Linked DNA regions of Mus musculus: region 1 is linked to region 2. A link is a loop called in an ENCODE intact Hi-C map of the cell type or tissue named here. Cell type or tissue: left cerebral cortex. All regions are shown on one strand. Each heading gives the region's core, and the rest is flanking DNA. Links, peaks and the distances in the headings are about the cores only.

Region 1 (10,435 bases), core at 1,573-9,572, 810 kb before region 2:
ACTACCAACCCAGGGATGGCAACACCCACAATGAGCCACCCCCCAACCCCCATTTTGATCACCAATTGAAAAAATGGCTTAGCCAGGCCATGGTGGTGCATGCCTTTAATCTCAGCACTTGGGAGGCAGAGGCAGGCGGATTTCTAAGTTAGCCTGGTCTACAGAGTGAGTTCTCCCAGATCTCATGGAGGCACTTCCCCAACTGAAGCTCCTTTCTCTGTGATAACTCCAGCCTGTGTCAAGTTGACACAAAACTAGCCAGTACACAATGAACAAAAAACTCCCCAAACCAAAAAACTTTTAATCTTTAATCAACAATTAGAAGATACTGTATATTACTAAAAGATTTTTAATTGTAACATTTTATTAAGTGTGTATGTGTGTGTGTGTGCATGCACATATGCCATGGTATGCAAATGATCAGAGGGCAACTTACAGGAATCAGTTCTTTCCTCCAATTGTATGGGTTCTAGGATCCAACACAAGCTAACAGACTTGGTGGTCAGCACCAGTACTTGTTGAGCCACCCTGCCAGCCCCACATGGTATATTACTTATCTCTCCTCTAGGTTGCCAACAGTATCAAAGGGGACTAGATTGGCTTAATTTTCCTTATTCCAATATATTCTGCCTCTAATGATAGCTAGTTAACTTTTTAGTATCTAAATCAGAAACCTCCATTCATTTTATTTACCCTTCAAGTAATGTGGGCACATTCTAGTTTAAATTCAAGACCACACATCTTAGGATGGCTCTCTAGGCTGCCAACCAACCTTACTACACTTCTCCCAGTATGCTTTCTCCTGTTCTCTAAGACAACTACATCATACAGTCCCTTTTCTCTGCAAGCTCCATCTTGTCAAGTTCCCCAAGCCTGCACTTCTTCTCCACTCTTCCCACATCCTTTTCCACTCGACTCTTTTTTAAAAATGCCTTCCTGTTTCATGGTCATAGGGACTTCTGCTGTGGCAGTGTCTTCACATGTCCCCTTCCCTTTAGCTCAGTTAGTTCTCAACATCTTAATGCAGTTCCTCATGCTGTGGTAGCCTCCAACCATAAAATTACTTTCGTTGCTACTTCATAGCTGTCCTTTTGCTAGTGTTATGAATTGTAATGTAAGTATATTTGGAAGTAGAGGTTTGCCAAAGGGGGTGTGACCCATAGGTTGAAAACTGCTGGAATGTCCCATGTATTGCTCTTGACAAGGTTAGTACCTTGTCTTCTCTGTCTTCTGCTTCAACTTAATGTCAAATTTCCAGTGGCTTTCTTTGTGACTTATGGGTGCTCACACCCAGTCACACACTAGCATATTAACTAGTAGGCTTTTTGTTTTGTCTTTTTTCCAGGCAAGGTTTCTCTTGTATAGTCCTGGCAGTTCTGGAACTCTATCTGTAGACCAGGCTGGCCCGGACCTGTCTCTGCCTCTGAGTTATAAGATTAAAGGTATGTGCTACCACCACCTGAGGTTTTAAGAATCTCTAAGAAATACACATGCTATGTGTGTTCCACGTGTATGTGGATAGCCAGAGAGGCTTGTAGAGGAAATCAGAACCCCTACAAGTGGAATTGCAGATAGCTGTTGGTTTCATGTGGGTGTGCTGGGAACTGAATTTGGATCCTTTGCAAGTGCAGTCAGTGCTCTTAATGGCCACCCATCTCTCCGGCCCTTATTTTTAAGGAGGTGGGGGGGGGGGAGGCTTATGTGGCTCAGTGTGGTCTCATGCATACTTGGTATGTGGCCGAAGCTGGTTTTTAACTCCCAACCCTACCGCACACAGCATCAAGTCTGGTTCTTCAACATCAGTTTTGATGTTGCCTTAACTCCTCCACTATGCTCATTCAAATAAAGTTTCATGACTACAGAGCCTTGTGCATCTGCTCTATTTCTGCATTCTTAACATTTTTTTAAAGATTTATTTATTTATTATGAGTACACTGTAGCTCAGACACACCAGAAGGGGGCATCAGATGGTTGTGAGCCACCATGTGGTTGCTGGGAATTGAACTCAGGACCTCTAGAAGAGCAGCCAGAGCTCTTAACCACTAAGCCTTCTCTCCAGCCCCATTCTTAACATTTAAATCATAGTCTTTCACAAATAACCAGTAAGCACTCTTTTTTAAAAATTATTTCAACCTGGTATGATGATGGTACATACCTCTAAACCCAAGAGGCAGAAGCAGGTGGATTATTTGTGAGTTTGAGACCAGACATAGTAAGTTGCAGGCCAGTCAGAGCTATATACAGAGACCCTGTCAAACAAATAAAAAATCCACATGTTGGGGGATGGTAAGATAGCTCAGCTGGTAAGAGCACTTGACTGCTCTTCCGAAGATCCTGAGTTCAAATTCCAGCAACCACAGGGTGGCTCACAACCACCCATAATGTGATCTGATGCCCTATTCTGGTGCATCTACAGTGTACTTATCTATAATAAATAAATCTTTGGGTCGAGCGAGCAGGGACTGAGCGAGCAGGGTTGCCTAGAGAGAGCAGAGGTCCTAAATTCAATTCCCAACAACTATATGAAGGCTCACAACCATATGTACAGCTACAGTGTGTACTCATATACATGAAAATAAATAAATAAATAAATCTTAAAACAAAACAAAACAAAAAAAAACAAAAGCAACCTACATGTCCTGGTGTGGTTATACACACACAAACAGTTTCCTCTGGAGTTCAGAAGAGAACATCAGATGCTCTAGAGCTGGAATTGAAATTGTGCAATTGAGAACCACCTGATCTGGATATATCTTAGGGTTTTACTGCTGTGAACAGACACCATGACCAAGGCAACTCTTATAAGGACAACATTTAATTGGGGTTGGCTTACAGGTTCCGTCCATTATCATCAAAGCAGAGTATGACAGCATTTAGACAGGCATGGTGCAGTTGAGAGTTCTACATCTTTATCTGAAGGCTGCTGTGAGAAGACTGACTTCTAGGGACCTAGGACTAGAGTATTAAAGTCCACATCCACAGTGACACACCTACTCCAAATATGCCACACATCCTAATAGTGTCACTTCCTGGCCCAAGCATATACAAACCATCACAGAGTACTAGGAACCCAAGTCCTTTGGAAGAACAACAAGTCCTTTTAAGTCTAGCTATCTCTCTAGCCCATTCCTTTCTGTTTTTCTAGCAGAAACCTTCCTAGTGTTGACATGACAATCATGTGCCTCTGTGTTTGGTTTTGTTGTATTTCTTGGGACAGGGCGTTGAAATGCTGGGCCCAAGCCATCCTGAGTCACAAGAACTTCATCACCATACCTTGCTAAAAATAAACCTTGTGGTTTTGTTTGTTTGCAGACAGGTCTAGTTATATAGTCCAAACTGTTTAGAAACTTACTGTGTAGGCCAGGCTGGCATGGACCTAATAGCAATTCTCCTGTCTCTGCCTCCATGAATATGATGACAAGCTTGAAATAGCATGCCTGACATAAAAATGAATATTCATTGAATCAATCAGTCCATCTTTAGAGAGATCACCGAGGACTTTAAAAATCTAAATAAATTACCCTCTAATCCCAACTGAAGAACTATGGTTAGTTAGTGGCCTCTGAGGAAGAATCAGTTTTCTGTTTGGTGTGGCTTCTGTGTCACCACAATTCATGGATGGCCCACATCCAAAATTATATGGACAGTGTATGTTGGAGGCAATGGATTTAAATTAAAGATATGAAGTTAGAGGAGTTTAGGCAGGTGGTGGTGGATCTGGGAGGAATTATGGGGAGAAGTTGAGATGAATATGACCAAATATGCTAAATGAAAATTTCAAAGAATAAAAATATTCTAAAAATTGTTTAAGTTCTGGGCTGGAGAGATGGCTCAGCGGTTAAGAGCACTGACTGCTTGCTCTTCCAGAGGTCCTGAGTTCAATTCCCAGCAACCACATGGTGGCTCACACCATCTGTAATGAGATCTGATGCCCTCTTCTGGTATGTCTAAAGACAGCAACAGAGTACTCATGCAATAAATAAATCTTTAAAAAAAATTGTTTAAGTTCTATCAGTGAATAATAACATCAGGATGAATCTAAACCTATTTAGGTCTAGGCTGTGTCTCCCTCCATGTAAAAATCTATAATGAACTCTCTTGTTCTCTTGCTTCCCTCTTGCCCTCTTGGGCTTTTCCTCTCCCCCCCCCCTTCCGTATTCCCTTCCCCCTCTCTCCACATGTTCTTGGCCAGCCTCTATTTCTTTTCTTCTTCCTCTTCTTCTTCTCCTCCCTCCTCCTCTCCCCCCCTCTCTGCCTCTACTACCCTCTTAGCTCCCCTCCCCATGCCCTGAATACTCTATTCTATACTAAAATAAACAAATCTATAGTGAGTATAGAAGAACTATTTATTATTATTATTGGTAGAGATATAGTTCAGAGCATTTACCTAGTATGAGCAAGGCCCTCCATTCAATCTCTAATACAACAAAAACAACTTTAAAAATATTGCTGGGATCTGAGGAGCATTCGGACTATGAACAACATTTCAGACAACTTCAGAATGAATGGTGAAGTTCCTCAGGGGGGTGGGGTAGGAGAGGCTGAGGACTTCTGGATGGACAAACCCATGCTAACTAAGGAGTCACACAGACAGGCTGTCCCCAGATCCTTCTGGCTGACCTCCAGTTCCTCCACCATCCTTCCTGTTTCCTCCAGGTCTGCAGCATTTAGCCGCCACCAGTCCAGTCTGCTTAAAGTCACTGCTCTAGTTTCTCATCACACAGACACCTTAGCAAACAGAGAGACAGAGACACACCCTAGCAAAGAAAACTGAAAGGTGAAGTGGTATGTCCAGGTTCCCACATGTGTAATAGTCAGATGGGAATATGGGAATTCTGGCCAAGGCCAATCTGTCTAGTTTTGTTCTATACAGCCACTTGCTCTAGAGCATATCCCTTCCAATTGCAATATTTCCTCCAAATTGCAACATTTGCTCCAGGAGGGAGCAAGAAGCTTAGGAGCCCAGGTGGTAAACAAAACCCCATGCCCAGAGAACACCAACAATCCAAACATTGAGGAAAGGTTATCAATTTTTTTTTTCAAAAAAATCTAATTGTAGGCTGGGTGTGATGCTCCAACACTCAGGAGGCAGAGGCATGTGATCTCTGTGAGTCTGAGTCTAGCCTAGTCTTCATACAAAGTTCCAGAAAAGCTGGGGCTATAAAGAGAGACTCTGTTTTGTTTTGTTTTTGTTTCTGTTTGTTTTTTAGAGATAGGGTTTCTCTGTTTAGCCCTGGCAGCCCTGGAACTCACTCTGTAGACCAGGCTGGCCTCGGACTCAGAAATCCATCTGCCTCTGCCTCCCAAGTGCTGGAATTAAAAGGCGTGAGCCACCACTGCCCGGTGAGAGGCCTTTTAAAAAGCAAAAAAAGGAATCCACATTTATCACACAGACACACACACACACACTGTTGATGGTTCTTTTTTGAGACAGTGTCTGAAGGACAGCCTGGAACTTGCTCTGTAGCAGACCTTATGGATAACCCAAGCTTCTAATCTTCTTAGTGCTTAGATGACAAGGATGCACCATGACACAGAAAATATTTTGACAGAGAAAATATTGCCAATAGTAAGGAGTTCTATGAACTGCTGAAACCCATCTAGGGAGCGCCTACATTCTAGACAACAGGTTATCACTAGAGATGTGCCTTCATGGTGAAGGCCTGCAATCCCCGGTACTATGGAGGCTGAATAATTTGGATTGCAAGGTCAAAACTTGCCGAAGCTGGGGGCTGGAAAGATGGCTCAGCGGTTAAAAGCACAGACTGCTCTTCCAGAGGTCCTGAGTTCAATTCCCAGCAACCACATGGTGACTCACAACCATCTGTAATGAGATCTGATGCCCTCTTCTGGTGTGCATGAAGATAGAAATCCGTGTACACTTGCCTAAGCTACAGAACGAATTCAAGAACAGTCTGGATAATTTAGGGGGACGCTGCCTATGTAAAAACAACAGAATGGCTGGAGTACAGCTGAGTGGTAGAAGGCTTATGCTAGCCTGCAGGCTCAATCCCCAGTACCCATGGGAGGCGGAGAGCTTGCATTGAGCCACATCCCTAGCCGCTGTGCATTCTCCTCTATGTTGTTTACAAGAACAGATAATCAGAGATAAAATGTTCTGGATATTCAGGAGGGTGTTACTGACATTATGAAGAGTGAATAGTTTCTTGACTAGACATAGCTGAACCATTCAACAAATATTTAACGGATTCCTGATACATATAGGCTCTGTGCCAAGGGAGATAAAACATACTTCTTTGATGATACCAATCACATGTAAAAACACAATGCGATTTCTAAACTCCTTTTTAAAAAATATTTATTTTATGTATGAGTACACTGTAGCTGTCTTCACTGTAGCTGACACACCGGAAGAGGGCATCGGATCCCATGGTTGTGAGCCACCATGTGGTTGCTGAGAATTAAACTCAGAACCTCCGGAATAGTCAGTGCACTTATCCTCTGAGCCATAAACGTGGTTTCTGTTGGCCTAAAAAAGGTCTATTTACTTTGCGAGACAAGGCTTGGTAGCTAACAACTTAGTTTTTGGTATATTCACATCCTATACTAGAGAGTTGGTAAATCAATCTAACCTGTCTCATCTATTAATCAGATTAATAATAGACAAGAACTGCACGCGGTACGTCTTCAAAAAGATAAGCTTTGTAAAAAATGAACTTGAGGACAAGACGATGCATGCCTGTAATTACCAGTAATGGGAGACAGAAGTTCGGAGTTTAAGGTCCGCCTTACCTGAGCCTGTACCACAACAAAATAAAACATGCTGATTAAAACGGTAGTTGGCAAGATCACTTGATCGTCGGGCTCTTTAAGTTTCCAGAGCCACTCCTCAACACACGCTGCACGTAACCGCGCAATCAGCCTTTCCCGAAAGGAGCAGATTCTGTTTCCGCCAGAAGATCTTCCCGGCGGGTGTGACCGCCAGACATCCGACCCACAGACCATGGGCCGCCCTCCGTCGTGCGCAAGGGCTCGATGCGGAGACACCGGAAGTGCAGGGGCGTGGCTAACTGCTGCAGCCTGCCGGTCCGACGCCGAGGCTGGGGGCGCGCGCAAGTGCGCGCTCGTTCGCGCGGCCTGCAGCGTACAGTAGTGACGGCCGCGCGGCAGGGGTCACGTGACCACAGAAGCTGCTTGTACAGTAAGAACCCAATATGGCAGCGGCGGTAGCAGTGGCAGCGGCAGCAGGACCGGCCACCCCGTAGAGCCCCCTACCCCCGCCACTGCGCGCCTCCGCGGCCGCTTGCTCGCTGAGTTGCTTCTCGGGTCCGACTTCCCCTTTCTCCCACCTTTCCTGGCACCGCGGGAAAAGCAGTGCAGGGCGCAGCAGGCGAGGGAACGCAGCCGGAGCCGGGGCACGGAAGCCTCCCAGTCAGTCAGAACCGACATGAGGGAAAAGGGCCGTAGGAAGAAGGGCAGGACCTGGGCGGAGGCCGCCAAGACGGTAAGGAGGAGGGAGCAGAGAGAAAGGCTGGCAGGAGTTCGTTTTCTCGCCGGCCACCCGTCGCAAGGCAAGGGAGGTCACTTGGCCCCGCGACCGGGTTGAGGATCAGGAAAGCGCGCGCAGAGAGCGGCAGTTACGGGCGCGTTGGAGAGCCGTGAGGAGACCGAGGCGTCGGCGCGAGGAATCCGTCGCGCGACTGCGACTTCTCGCGGTGGCTACGACTGGACCTCCTCGGTGTTGTGAGGTTGCCTTTCGGGGTCATGTCGCTGTCGCCCCTACACTGTTACCCCTTGTCTCGGCCCTGTGTGTTGTGCTTGCCCAGTAACCGGTTCTTCTCCCTTGTGCGCCTCGGAGAGCCCCGATTGGATGCAGACAGGAGGCGGTTTGTGCGTGCTTCCAGCCCCGGAAAGGAGAGGGGAGCGCTTGAGCTCGGTGGCGTTCTCCTGTCGAGGCAGAGGTGCTGCCAGACCGGGGCCCCCGCTTATCTTGCTCCGGGAGCCAATGTGAGGTCACGAGGCTTTTGTGTTTGCTGTGAGAGCTGAAAGTGCAGGAGGTGTTTAGAAACGAAGTAACAGGTGGGACTCAGAATTTTTTTTTCTGTTTCCGTAGAGACCTACTCTGAGTAAGGCTGCAATGCATGGTGGGACGTGTAGTTTATTGGCTTTCTTTTTCTCCTTTCCTTTTTCCTTTCCTTTCCTTTCCTTTCCTTTTCTCTCCTCCCCTCCCCTCCTCTTTTCTTTTCTTTTCTTTTCTTTTCTTTTCTTTTCTTTTCTTTTCTTTTCTTTTCTTTTCTTTTCATTTCTTTTCTTCTTTTTTAAGTTAAAGTGAAAGTGGACCGGACCAATGAAGTTGTGATTAGTGCCCCTCACTCCAATTTTGTTATATGGAATTTAAAAGTCATTTAGCAATGAGTATTTGTGAGAAACATTGTTTTGAAAAATTTAAAACGTGTATTTACGAAGAAAAGAAACCTTAAGGAGAAATTGAAGTTTCATCAAGCATTAGTAGCATTTCAACCTCTTTAATAGTGGACAACATAGTGGGTTCTAATAACTGAACCTTTATGAATTATACGTTTTATTTTCTCTTTAAAAAGATGTGTGTGGGGGCTGGAGAGATGGCTCAGTGGTTAAGAGCATTGACTGCTCTTCCAGAGGTCTTGAGTTCAATTCCCAGCAACCACATGGTGGCTCACAACCATCTGTAATGGGATCGGATGCCCTCTTCTGGTGTGTCTGAAGATAGCAACAGTGTATTTGCATACATTAAATTAATTAATTTTAAAAAGGTGTGTATGTGTATGTGTATGTATGTATGGAGTGTGTACGTGGCTATGGAGCACGCATGTAGAGGTGATAGGACAACTTGTAGGAGTTGATGTAGGTTCTTAGGATCGAACTCAGGTTATCAGGCTTGCTGGCCAGCGCAGTTACCCACTGAGTAATCTCGAAAATCCTGGATTGTTTGTTTATTAATTTATTTTTTGAAAAAGGGTTTCTCTGCCTTGAAACGCTATAGACCAGGCTGGGCTTGACCTCAGAGATCCCCCTGCCTCTGCCTCCCAAGTCCTGGGATTAAAAGTATGAACCACCACTGACTGACTCCTTGTTTATTTTTTAAATGAGACTTACAGAATTCAAAAGTAATGTTCATCATGGAGAAATTTAGAAAAGTATGAAGAAAATAACTCAGTCCGTTCATTCTTTTATCGCCTAGTCTTGTTTCCCCAAATTTGAATTATATTGTTTATTCAACCTGTATTTTGTTTTTATAAGCCACGTACTTTTTTTGTTGAATGTTTTCCCTATATACATTTGTTTGTTTGTTTGAGGATAGCATCTCACATAATAAATGATGGCCTAAAGTTTGCAGCAATCTTCCTGCCTTTGCCCCCTTGGGTGCTGGGATTGTAGACATGTACCACCATGCCCAGTTTTATGGGATTCTGAGGATAGAGCCTAGAGCATTATGCACTCTAGGCAAAATACTCTACCACTTGAACTACACCCCCAGCCCACTTAGAATATGTCTTTGTGACTGTACTGGTAGTTTCCTCTAAGGGACAACTCTATAAATTTTTTTGCTGGTGAGGAGTTTCTCTTCTACAGAAGTTTACTTTCTACATTAGGGACATCTCATGATTGCTTACTGTTAATAAAAGAAAGAGATTTGATTTTAGTTAAAATATGCAAAACCCCAAACTAATTATGTGAATTAATTTTAAGTGTCCATGATGTCATTATTTATTTATTAGGCTTTAATTTTTGAGACCAGGTTTCACTTTGCAGCCTAGGCAGGCCTTAGCATTCAAAGTATTAAGATTACAGGCATCTCAGCAGTCTCTGTCTTTGTAAGATGGACTCCTTCTGTAACCCTTACTAGTTAAGAACCCTTTATGTAGACCAGACTGGCCTTAAACTGGATTATAAGTATGTACTACAATCTCTACAGTACCTTGTGAATTATTCTTTTTGGATTAAATAGTTTAATGGTTAGGAAATTGTGACAAATAGGAAGAATAATTTTGCACCAGTTAGAGTTCTTACAATGATAATATTTGCTTATTTTGTGCCCCAGCTACCTTTGTGAAAAATAGTGTTTAAAAGACAGAAAGTAGGCTGGGGAGCTGGCTTAGTGGTTAAGAGCACTTGTACAGAAAGATACTTTATCTCACCAAGGGCCCCACTTCCCCATTTATAAAAACTCATTTGTTTTACTTTTATGCCTCTTTTTGTGAGTAGGGATGTCTATGTGTGTCTACATCTGTGTGTGGGAGTCAGAGGATGACATTAGGTGCTTTTCTCAGTTGCTCTTTATTTACTGAGGCAAGATCTGTCACTAAAATGGAAACTTGCCAGTTGCTTTGCATGAGTAGCTGGCCAGCTTGCCCCCATCTCAACTTTCCAAGTACTGGTATTATAAGATGGTGCCACTATGAACACCTGTACTTAAAATGTTTTTAAAAATTGT
Region 2 (10,090 bases), core at 1-8,000:
CCACACACATCACAGCCTGAAATTCTTGCCCTCAAAAAATAAGGGCGCTGTTTAACAGACCAATGGAACCAAACAATCTGGAAACAACCAATACCATACAATGAGACAGCACACACAGTAATCTATTCTAGAAAGACTATCTCTGAAAGACAAAGCGTAAAATTACACAAATATCGCCATTATGGTGTCAGGTCAAGATTTATGAAACAGAAACACAGTGCTAAGTTTCAAAACTGATTTCCATTTGCAGAGATGGAAGACAAATCATAGTCTAAAGGAAAGAATTCAAACCCTAAATATGTAAAGAAAAAATTCCTAACTGATCACATACATACATACACACATACTTACATACATACATACATTTATTTCAAAGGTCTTGGAAAAAATACTTGAAATTCTCAAGATTCTAACACATCTGAAGGGAGATTGATTCTAGGATCCACTCTGGATACCCAAATCTATGGATGCTCAAGTTCCTTGCCTAAAAGGCCAGAGACTGGCATATAACCTTCACTCTTGTACACTTTAAATTCTCTCTAGATTATGAACAACACTTAATAAAATTGTGTAAATACTATGCAACATTATAAAAACAGCTTATACTTCACTGTTTTAAGAGGATGACAAAGTGGTGGCAAACAGCTTTAATCCCAGCACTTGGGAGGCAGAGACAGGGGGATTTCTGAGTTCAAGGCCACCCTGGTCTACAGAGTGAGTTACAGGACATCCTGGGATACACAGAGAAACCCTGTCTCAAAAAATGGAAAAAAAAAAAAAAAGATGACAAGAAAAAAGTCAAATACAAATGAAGCCTACCATAATAAGAACTACCATAATGACAAACTGTTAAAACGGACTGCGCAAAAACAATGGGAACTGTTCAATAGCTACTGCTGGGAACAGAAGATGGGCACACGCACTTTAGTAATGTTAACATGCAGGCTCCATGTCCTAGAACTTTAATGAAGGCTTGTACCTAATAGAAAAGTGTTGAGTTTTCACACATAATGATAGCAAGAAGAGTATCACAGCAGAATCCTTATAATGGTTCCAAAGTAAAATAACCCAAATATCCCACGTGGCATTGTCAACGACAGGTCATAAACCACAACTGCTGAGCATCGATGGTGGTGGGGATGTGTGTGTACAGACTGTAGCTCTCAGCACAACAAGTCGGACAGAAGGGCTGACACTCTACAGCTGCACGAAGTTCAGGGTGTGAGGACACTCACTCTGAGGCCAAAACAGCAGGAAGACTGACTGCAAGGTCTGTGCCAGCTTGGGTTAGAGTGACCTCAAGCCTGGCTAAGTAACAAGATTTAAAACAATGCTCAAAAAACAGATAAAAACCATTCTTGATAACAGAAACTGGGTCAGTGGCTACACTGAAGGGCATGATTTCCAGGAGGCAAACCGACAACCCTGGGTTCGGGTAATAGCCTGTGGTTTTCATTTGGTTGTATTCCCTTAAGACATTCACTAGCTTTTTCACATTACATATTTGACTTCAATAAAAAAACAAATTAAAGAAAAGAGGAAGAGTGTGAGGGAAGGGAAGGAGAAGGCAGGAAGGCTGGCTCTATGGGTAAATGATGGCATCACGTGAGTGATTACTGACTGCCTTTGGTCAGGGAAAGAACGGTACATTTTGTAACATGTAATCGGCCCTGAAGGGTTTGTGGAAAAATGGAAATATTAAATTACTGTAATTATCCTCATATCCAAAGCAGCCAGTAAGTACTTCCCACCGCTGTTGGGAACGCTTAGTACACAGCAAAGAGACACTAGGTCCAAAGACAACAGGAAGGAACACCTGAGAGATCTGCTAACTGAGCCTCAGTAACTGTGAAGGAAACCAGAACAAAGGACTGGCCAATGTGTGCCATGAAATTCTGAGACTGGGTAACAGAACATTGGCACCAATGGTAAAATTACAAAAGGCTCAGATCTGATGAGGTTGAGGTACCAGGCTCAGGAGTTTATGAGAGAAGGCCGAGGAGTCTGTTACAAAGAACACCAAGAACTTGCCTGCCTCCTCATCACCACCTGACAATTAGTAGTTGATAGGTTTTTTTGGTTTTGTTTTGTTTTGTTTGAGACAGAGTTTCACTGTATAGCCCTGGCTCTCCTGGACTCACTTTGTAGATGAGGCTGGCCTCAAACCCACAGAGATCCACCTGCCTGTCTCTCCAGTGCTGGGATCAAAGGCGTGCGCCACCACTGCCTGTCTAGTAGTTGATACTCTTAGCTACATCTTTGCACGTCTGATTATTTGATGACTCAAAGACTTGAAATCAATTCAGCATGATCTCAAGGTAAGCATGGATGCAGGTGATGCAGGCTTACCGAGCCTAAGGCTCCCCGCTCGCAGCTGCTCTTCTCACCCCTGAAGAGCCAACACCGCCTCTCTACTCACTCTGGCTCCCCACTGCTTCACTTCTGCCCTCAGCTTATCTCGTTGTTGCCGCAGTTCTCGAATCTTGGTTCTAAGAGAACTTTCCTTTTTACGAACTGCTGGTTCTTCAGACTTTCTATTCGATATGTTCGTTTGAGCCTCTAGTCTTTCCAGGTGAGCTAAAACACCTAAAGAAAGTGAAAACAGACAAACAAAACACCCTTCACAATCTGACAAACTTTGGCAAAGCATACTCCACGAAGGAACAGTTTGCTGTGCTAAACGCTGACCAAAGCAGCAACTCAGGGAGGAAGGGCCCATTTCATCTTACAGGTTACAGTCTGCCATGAGAGGAGTCAGGGCAGAAGTGTGAAGCCGGAACTAAAGCAGATGGAGGAACGATGCTTGCTGGCTTGCTCAGTTTGTTTTTTATACATCCCAGGACCACCTACCTGCCCAGGGGTGGCAAGAACTCAGGGCAGGAACTGAAGCAGAGACCATAGAGCAACAAGCTTATTAGCTTCCTGCTACTGCTCAGTTAGCTTTCATATACCACCGAGGACCACCTGCCGCAATGGGTTAGGTGCTCTTCCAATTAAGAAGCAATAAAAAAAAAAAAAAAAACGCCCTAAAGAAACTGCCCATAGACCAATCTGATGAGTTAATTCCTTAACAATTGAGGTTCCCTCTTCACAGGTTGCATCAAGTTGACAACCAAAAACAGTCGTCACAATAGATAACTCATATATCTAGGGCATATTTATTTATTTATCTGTTTATTGAGACAGGGTCTTTCCTACACGACTGGCCCAGAATTCACTATGTAGATCAGGCTGTCCTTGAACTCACAGAGATCCACCTGCTTCCACCCAGAGTGCTGGGATCAAAGACATGTACCATCACAACTGGTCTGCCATAAATTTATAAAGCCATAGGCCCAAATAACCAAACCAGAGACCATTAACCTCTCTGCTGGCCACTGGTGTAAAAACACCCACTAATTAGTACGCTCACTTGAAAAGAACAAGAGACTCCTGATTTGTCTACTGCTTGCTTTGTGGGCAGCAGCATTTCATCTAAGCCTGCTTATCACAGAAGCACAAATCTATGGTGGGAAAGGCCGATTCTCCATGCTTTCCCACAACCCAGATGAAACCTCCCTAGAGAAGTCCAATGCTTCACCTCATGTAACTAGTTTCCTTAAGCAGATCCAATATTTACTTTGCAGGGTTCACAAGAATATACATTCACAAAAATCCTTTCTTCATTTGTCTTGGGACAGCCCAGACCTGGCTCATTCATCTATCCAGCCAAGGCTAGACATCAAATTACTAGTGTATAGCTCCTTTAAAAAACAAACAAACCAACTTGCATAAGATCAAGAGAGAGCCACAGTAGGCAGCATGTTGGCCCTTCACTTGCTTTTCTTCCCGTTACTGACTCCTGACTTCTTTTATTTCCTCTGGAGCCTGAGCACAGCAGTTCCTTCTCTCTGCTGTATTTAGTTCCTCTCCAAGTTCACACGATAAGCAGTGGTAATTGCCAAGCAGAGAGAGAAAACCAACATAATCATAACTAAATGTTTCAATCTTTTGGATTGGAGATGACAAGGGAACTGGAGAATAATTGACCTGTCGAAGTTTGATGATTATTCACAAACTTTCACTCGTCACTTGTTTAGCCAGGTGTGCTGACACACAGAAGGGCAAGTTACTGGCAAATTTGGGATTACATAGTAATTTAGTTCTAGGGTATGGATTATACTTGATTGCAACATATTTTTAACAATTAAGTCATCAAACTTTTAGTTTTTAGTAACAATTTCAACCCACATGATGCTTTCACATTAAGTTTTGTTTAAAGGAGAAAGAAAATGAGGCAGAACTATAATGTGTCCAAGCCACAAAATTTCCTAAGATAGAGCCCTGAATCAAATCCATATCTAATCGCCAAAGTTACTGCCTTACAGTGTCCCTTCCTTTGCAATAAAGTCTGGAAACACTGTGGTACAGAGAAAGCCAAACCCCTTTGAATACCTCCTTTGCACTTCCTGCCTGGACACAAAGTATTTGCAGACTCCATCTCCTCTTCGGGTTCTCAAGTGTTTTTTCTTACGATGCTGGACGTACAAGGCAGGGTTAACATGGACCCGAACGTCCTTAACTGTAAATAGTAAAAGACACGCAATCACCAATCTATTGCCACTATTGCCTGACAGTCCCGGGATAAGCAAAGTGTCCCCGCTGGCGTCCCTTACCTTGGACTGGTCAGCCCTGTCCACGCCTACCTCACCGCCGTGGCCACTATGGTCCAGCCGGGCTTCCTCGAACACCCAAAGAAGCTGTACAGTAATGCTAATCTGTCTACCACTGGGTCTTGCTTTCTCGCCAAAGCTCCCTCACTCAGGATGCAGTTTAAGAATTCCCGCCGAGAGCAACTGAAGTAACAACGTAACCCACTGATCCCAGAGTGCTTTGTGCTTCCGCCGTACACGAACATGGTGGCGCCCAGCAGCTCCACACTAATCCCAGCATGCACCGCAAGGTACGTCCGGCCAGTCTGATGATCAGGAAGATGGCATGCTCTGGGGTGGAGCCACAGATCCTTGTACAGTACTTAGTATTACGAAAGGATCTATCTCAGGCTCCCTTTTCCTGGCCCACCGGCGCACTGGTAGCGCAGGCTTGTCACGCCGCCACAGCAGCCTTGCACCTTCATCGAGACCATCCGCACACGGCAGCTTATCTCCGGGAGCTGGGGCGCATGCGCAAGGTGGTTCTCGAGGTGAGGCGTGGGGAGTATCCGGAGGGACCCTAAACGGGGGTGGGGTGCCGAGGCCGGAAGTAGATCTGCTCTTGGGCCCAACCCTTAGCTTCCGGAAGTACGTGTGGCATGATTGTAGGAGGGATCACTAAGAGTTTGGGAATGGTCTGCGCTACGCAGTGAACCTTCCCTTTGGCAGAGCATGACTGTGAAGAACCGACGCAGACCCTGCTATCACAGCGTTCACCAGAAATTGGTTGTTCCAGTGTCCCTTAGATCCCTGGGAACGAAGCTGGGGAAAGCGTGGCGCTTATGCCTGTGCACCAATCTGCCTTTTAAAACTGGGCCTAGCCGGGCGAGGTGGCGCACGCCTTTAATCCCAGCACTTGGGAGGCAGAGGCAGGCAGATTTCTGAGTTCGAGGCCAGCCTGGGCTACAAAGTGAGTTCCAGAACAGCCAGGGCTATACAGAGAAACCCTGTCTCAAAAAAAAAAAAAAAAAAAAAAAAAAAAAGAAAGAAAAAGAAAAAAGCTGGGCCTAAAATTAGCACTGCCTTAATATTGTTAGTAAGAAATAGAGGCTGTTTATTTAAAAGGAGAAATGCTCAGTGAGTGGGGAAAAGGAGTATGTTTTTCAGAAGCTCTGAGTCTCAAGTCTCCTAACTGACATTTACATAGCACCTGCTTCTCTAGAGAAATCTTTATCCAGGAAAACACTGGCAAAGGGGTGAGAGTGGAGGAACAATGGCCAAAGGGACCAACGTGCCAACCTACATCTGTGTTCAACTTTCTGAGGGGTCCTTTCCCATCTTGGTGATTTACATACGCATTTGATTAACCCTTTTTTAAAGATCTACTTAAATTCTGTGTAGGTGTGTGTGTCTGTGGGACATATGCACATGGGTGCAGACGTGTAGGTGTGTGTGTCTGTGGGACGTATGCACATGGGTGCAGACGTGTAGGTGTGTGTGTCTGTGGGACGTATGCACATGGGAGGACAGAGTAGGATGTAGGCTCTTCTGCAGTTATAGGCAGTGAGAACATCCCACTGTGGGTTCTAGGAACTGAACTCTGGTCCTCTGGACACGGAGCATCTCCTCAGCTCCTGGACTAACTCTTAAGGGTTAGGACCATATGATATTCTTTACCAGAAAGCCTTCTCCTAGATCTCCTGGAATTTAAAAAAGTTGTATTTGTATCCAGGTCAAGATCCTGTTGGCCTTAGATCCTATTCTGCTGACCAAAAAGCATATAATAGGGTAGATGAAAAGGGTTGGTGAGATGGCTCATTGGGTAAAGGCATATGCCACCAAGTCTGACAACCCTAGTTCTATCCCTGGACTCACTTGATGGGAAGAAAAAAAAAACAAAAACAAATCTTACAAGTTATTCTCAGTGTGCATGCATAATATAATATTCTAGTTTGCTTTTTGTTGCTGAGAAAAATACCATGGCCAAAAAAAAATCAACTTGGGAAGGAAAGGATTTATTACACCTTACAGGTTACATCAATCATCTAGAGAAGCCAAAGCAGGAACTTAAGGCAGAAATCTTGAAGCAGAAACCACAGAGGAACACTGTTTACTGGCTCTCCTGACCTTCAACTATTTTACTTATACACTTAAGGCCAATTTGCCTAGGGATGGTACTGCCCACAGTGGACTGAGCCCTCTTATATCAAATAGTTGAGAGATGTGTCCTGCATCAACTTAGGCTTGGGCCTGAGGGGATGAGAGAGGGAGAAGGAAAGTATATGTAATTTTAGAAGTCTTCCCAGTGGTCAGCTGAGTCACAGATAGCTTAAGGGTGAAGGTGAGCTGCAGTAGGCGCCAGCCATAGGGAACTAGAAACTATATAGCAGAATTCAATACAAAAAAGAGAATTGCATTTTATTAACAGGGTATCGAGCCTCCTTCTCAGCCCCTTCCTAGCCACTTCTGTAAGATCCTAAAAAAAGGAAATAGCAAACCAATGGGCACAACTGTTGCTCTACAGTTCTTTGGTGGAGCCACAGCTCCAGTTACAGAGCCCGTCCCCACTCTTGTGACCTTCTGACACTTCCTAAATGGGTCATTCAGTCTGTGTTGTGTGTTCTGCAACTTGTAGGCTGCTGATGAGACCACCTTGAAGGAGCTGGCTGAGACCCTGCAGCAGAAGAACATTGACCACACGCTGTGGCTGGAGCAGCCGGAGAACATTGCCACATGCATAGCCCTGAGGCCATACCCCAAGGAAGAAGTGAGCCAGTATTTGAAGAAGTTCCGATTGTTCAAGTGACTGTAGTTCTGGGAGAACTGAAAGTCAGCTGGGTCTGGGGAGCCAAATGGCCACCATCCTGAAGCATTGTGGGTTCCTTTCAATGTTGTTATACTCTTCCCCTCTAGTTATGGTGGTTTCTTAAGAACCAGCACAAATTCAAATTAAAGCTCTCATTAATAAGCACCTACTACTATCATCATTATCATCATTGCCACTAAGTTCAAGTGAGGAGAGTGGATAAGCATCACTATTATCTGTGGGTCATCGCTGACACACAATATGTTTTCTGTTGGGAATAATGGACTTCAGGTCACTCAGGTTTAAAATGTTGCCTTTGAGTTCCTTACCTCCCCTCCCTCTCTCTGCTCCCCATTTCCCTCTTCTTTCCTTGATGTCCCATGACTGGCCTCCAGTCTCTGGTGCCATAATAGAATGCTTCTTTTCTTCCTCTTTCCTGACACCTAACACATCACCTTCACAAAGTCTTCCAGCCAAGAATTACTCCCCTCCCTAAACATCTGTACATGACAAGTTTGTACAATAATTCTTACCATTTATTCTCTCTCAATGAATGCTGACCATCCAGTGGCTGGGCAGAAGAGAGAATAAGGGTGGGACTTCTACCATCCAAGGGACTGGGAGAGAGGAAGCGAGTTGTAGATCTGACACGGGGAAAGAGAAGTGAGTTCTTGAGAGTTCAGCAAAAACCAGAAGTATTATTGCTATGTTGGCTGTGAGGTAGCCAGATTAGCTTAGGGGGTTCAGACAGATCATTTGACTGCCCCAGGTGAAGTTTGGAAACAAATCTTGGTTTCTCTGTGTCATTATTGGGGACTAGCTAGGATAAATAATTCATTTTACATACTTTGACACAGGTTTTGGGGATTAAACTCAGGTTATCAGGTTAGTGTGACAATTTTTTTTTTTACCTGTTAACCCATCTCTCAGTTCATTACCGGTCAGGGAGCGTTTGTCACGCTCTCATGATGGCTCACCTCTGTCCAGCCCAGCAGCCTCTTGGGCCATCTGGAGCCTCGGAGCCTCTTTAGTGCGGGAAGTCGGGCCGCAGGCGGCGGGCAAGCAGAGCCTCTGGATGGATCCTTCCTCAGAAGCTTCGATAATTTGCAGAAGCTGGGCCATGCTCCTCATTAACATCTGTCTGTCCGCATAGTCCGGATTCATTTCACTGTGCTCTTGCTCCCAGCAGGCCTCTAGGCAAGATGTCCCTGCCCATTGGGATGTGCCGTTGGGCATTCAGCTATGATGATGCCCTAGAGGACCCTGCGCCCATGACTCCTCCTCCATCGGAATTGGCAGCATCCCCTGGAAGCCAGTGATTCCAGAGCGCAAGTATCAGCATCTTGACAAGATAGAGGAGGGTGCGGCCAGTGTCTCTTCCCTTGCTGTGACTCCATCACCAGCCACTGACAGTTCAGACAAGGCCCCTGTGGTGAAGGCTAAAGCTACCCATGTCATCATGAGTTCCCTGATCACAGAGCAGACCCAGGAGAGCATCCAGCATTTTGAACAACAGGCAGGACTGAGAGATGCTGGCTACACACCCCATAAGGGCCTTACCACGGAGGAGACCAAGTACCTTCGAGTGGCAGAAGCACTCCGTAAACTAAAGCTGCAGAGTGGAGAGACAGCAAAAGAAGAGAAGCACCCTGCATCAGCCCAGTCCACCCTGAGCAGCACCCCTCACACGTCCCCTAAGCAAAAGTCCAGAGGCTGGTTCCCATCTGGCTCCTCCACAGCCTTACTTGATCTGAATACCATGGATCCTGGGAGTGGAAATGATAGGAACTCGGCAGACAAATGGAGCCTCTTTGGACCACGACCCCTGCAGAAATCTGATTCTGGTTTTGCTATTCAGGTTTACAAAGGTGCCCCAAGACCCTCTCCTGTGGAGGTGATGCATGCCCAGGCCACACAAGTAGGTGAAGATCCAGCAACCTTCAAGCCACCAAAGATGGATGTCCCATTGGTAGAAGGAAAGAAGCAACCACTTCGAACCCATAATCTCAAACCCCGTGACCTGAATGTGCTCACACGCACTGGCTTCTAGAATGCTCTGTCCAGGGTCTGCAACTTCCCTGGGCTCTGACATAGGAGTGATGTGGCTAACTGAGGCCTGAGCGAGTGTGCAGATTGTCCTTGGGTGAGTGAGAAAAAACACTGCTTTCAGGTTGGTGGAAAATGTCAGTGGTGTAGCGTTGAGGACCTCACTATCTTTTTTTAAAATCATTTATCCTAGAAAAGGACTCTGATCCTTGCTTTCCTAGGTAAATTATGCTGGAGTGCTTCCAATACTAAGGCCTCTTGATTCTTTTCCCTTGATCACTATGAGCACTGACAAATCATGGTAGAGGTGCCCACCAACCAGTTTACACAGCGGAGGCCTCCTGACACTCATTAGTCTGGACTTCTCTGAGTGCTGGGCATGGCTTGCAGGACCCTGGCTTTCTAAGTGGAACCACAGATTGTCCCCCCCCCCACCCCCTCTTTTTCTTTTTCTTTCTTTCAAGACAGGGATTCTACGTGTAGCCTTGGCTGTCCTAGAATTAGCTCTGAAGACCAGGCTGGCCTTGAACTTACAGAGATGCACCTGCCTGCCTCCCGAGTGCTGGGGTTAAAGGGGGTCACCACCACAGTTCTTTCTCTTGGTTGA

Evidence for each region. A loop is a pair of places that touch in the nucleus more often than their neighbours do. Peaks named below come from ENCODE experiments on the same cell type or tissue, not always from the same donor. Only the 100,000 strongest peaks of a DNase experiment are listed, where the experiment ranks them.
Region 1: a loop joins it to region 2, with 10 times the contacts of the local background. A loop is called at or near these places in 2 of 42 quality-filtered maps.

What each region holds. Positions count from the first base shown.
Region 1 is chr12:3,419,748-3,430,182 of GRCm38, forward strand. Asxl2 (additional sex combs like 2, transcriptional regulator) reads left to right here and starts at 7,110. Exons shown (of 13, transcript NM_001270988.1): 1 at 7,110-7,465. The coding sequence starts at 7,409. 1110002L01Rik (RIKEN cDNA 1110002L01 gene) reads right to left here and starts at 7,000. Exons shown (of 3, transcript NR_030694.1): 1 at 6,754-7,000. In left cerebral cortex, for the core only: CTCF peaks have their summits at 3,917 (motif pointing left), 6,369 (motif pointing right) and 8,704 (motif pointing left); DNase peaks (open chromatin) are centred at 6,052, 6,429, 7,013, 7,899 and 1 more place; H3K4me3 peaks cover 3,069 bases; H3K27ac peaks cover 2,011 bases.
Region 2 is chr12:4,229,097-4,239,186 of GRCm38, forward strand. Cenpo (centromere protein O) reads right to left here and starts at 4,869. Exons shown (of 7, transcript NM_134046.6): 1 at 4,656-4,869; 2 at 4,435-4,561; 3 at 2,420-2,586. The coding sequence starts at 4,480. It overlaps Ptrhd1 (peptidyl-tRNA hydrolase domain containing 1), which reads left to right and starts at 4,917. Exons shown (of 2, transcript NM_001204912.2): 1 at 4,917-5,182; 2 at 7,267-10,090. The coding sequence starts at 4,931. The coding sequence ends at 7,437. It also overlaps the pseudogene Gm29696. In left cerebral cortex, for the core only: a CTCF peak has its summit at 4,859; DNase peaks (open chromatin) are centred at 4,955 and 5,191; H3K4me3 peaks cover 1,660 bases; H3K27ac peaks cover 1,232 bases.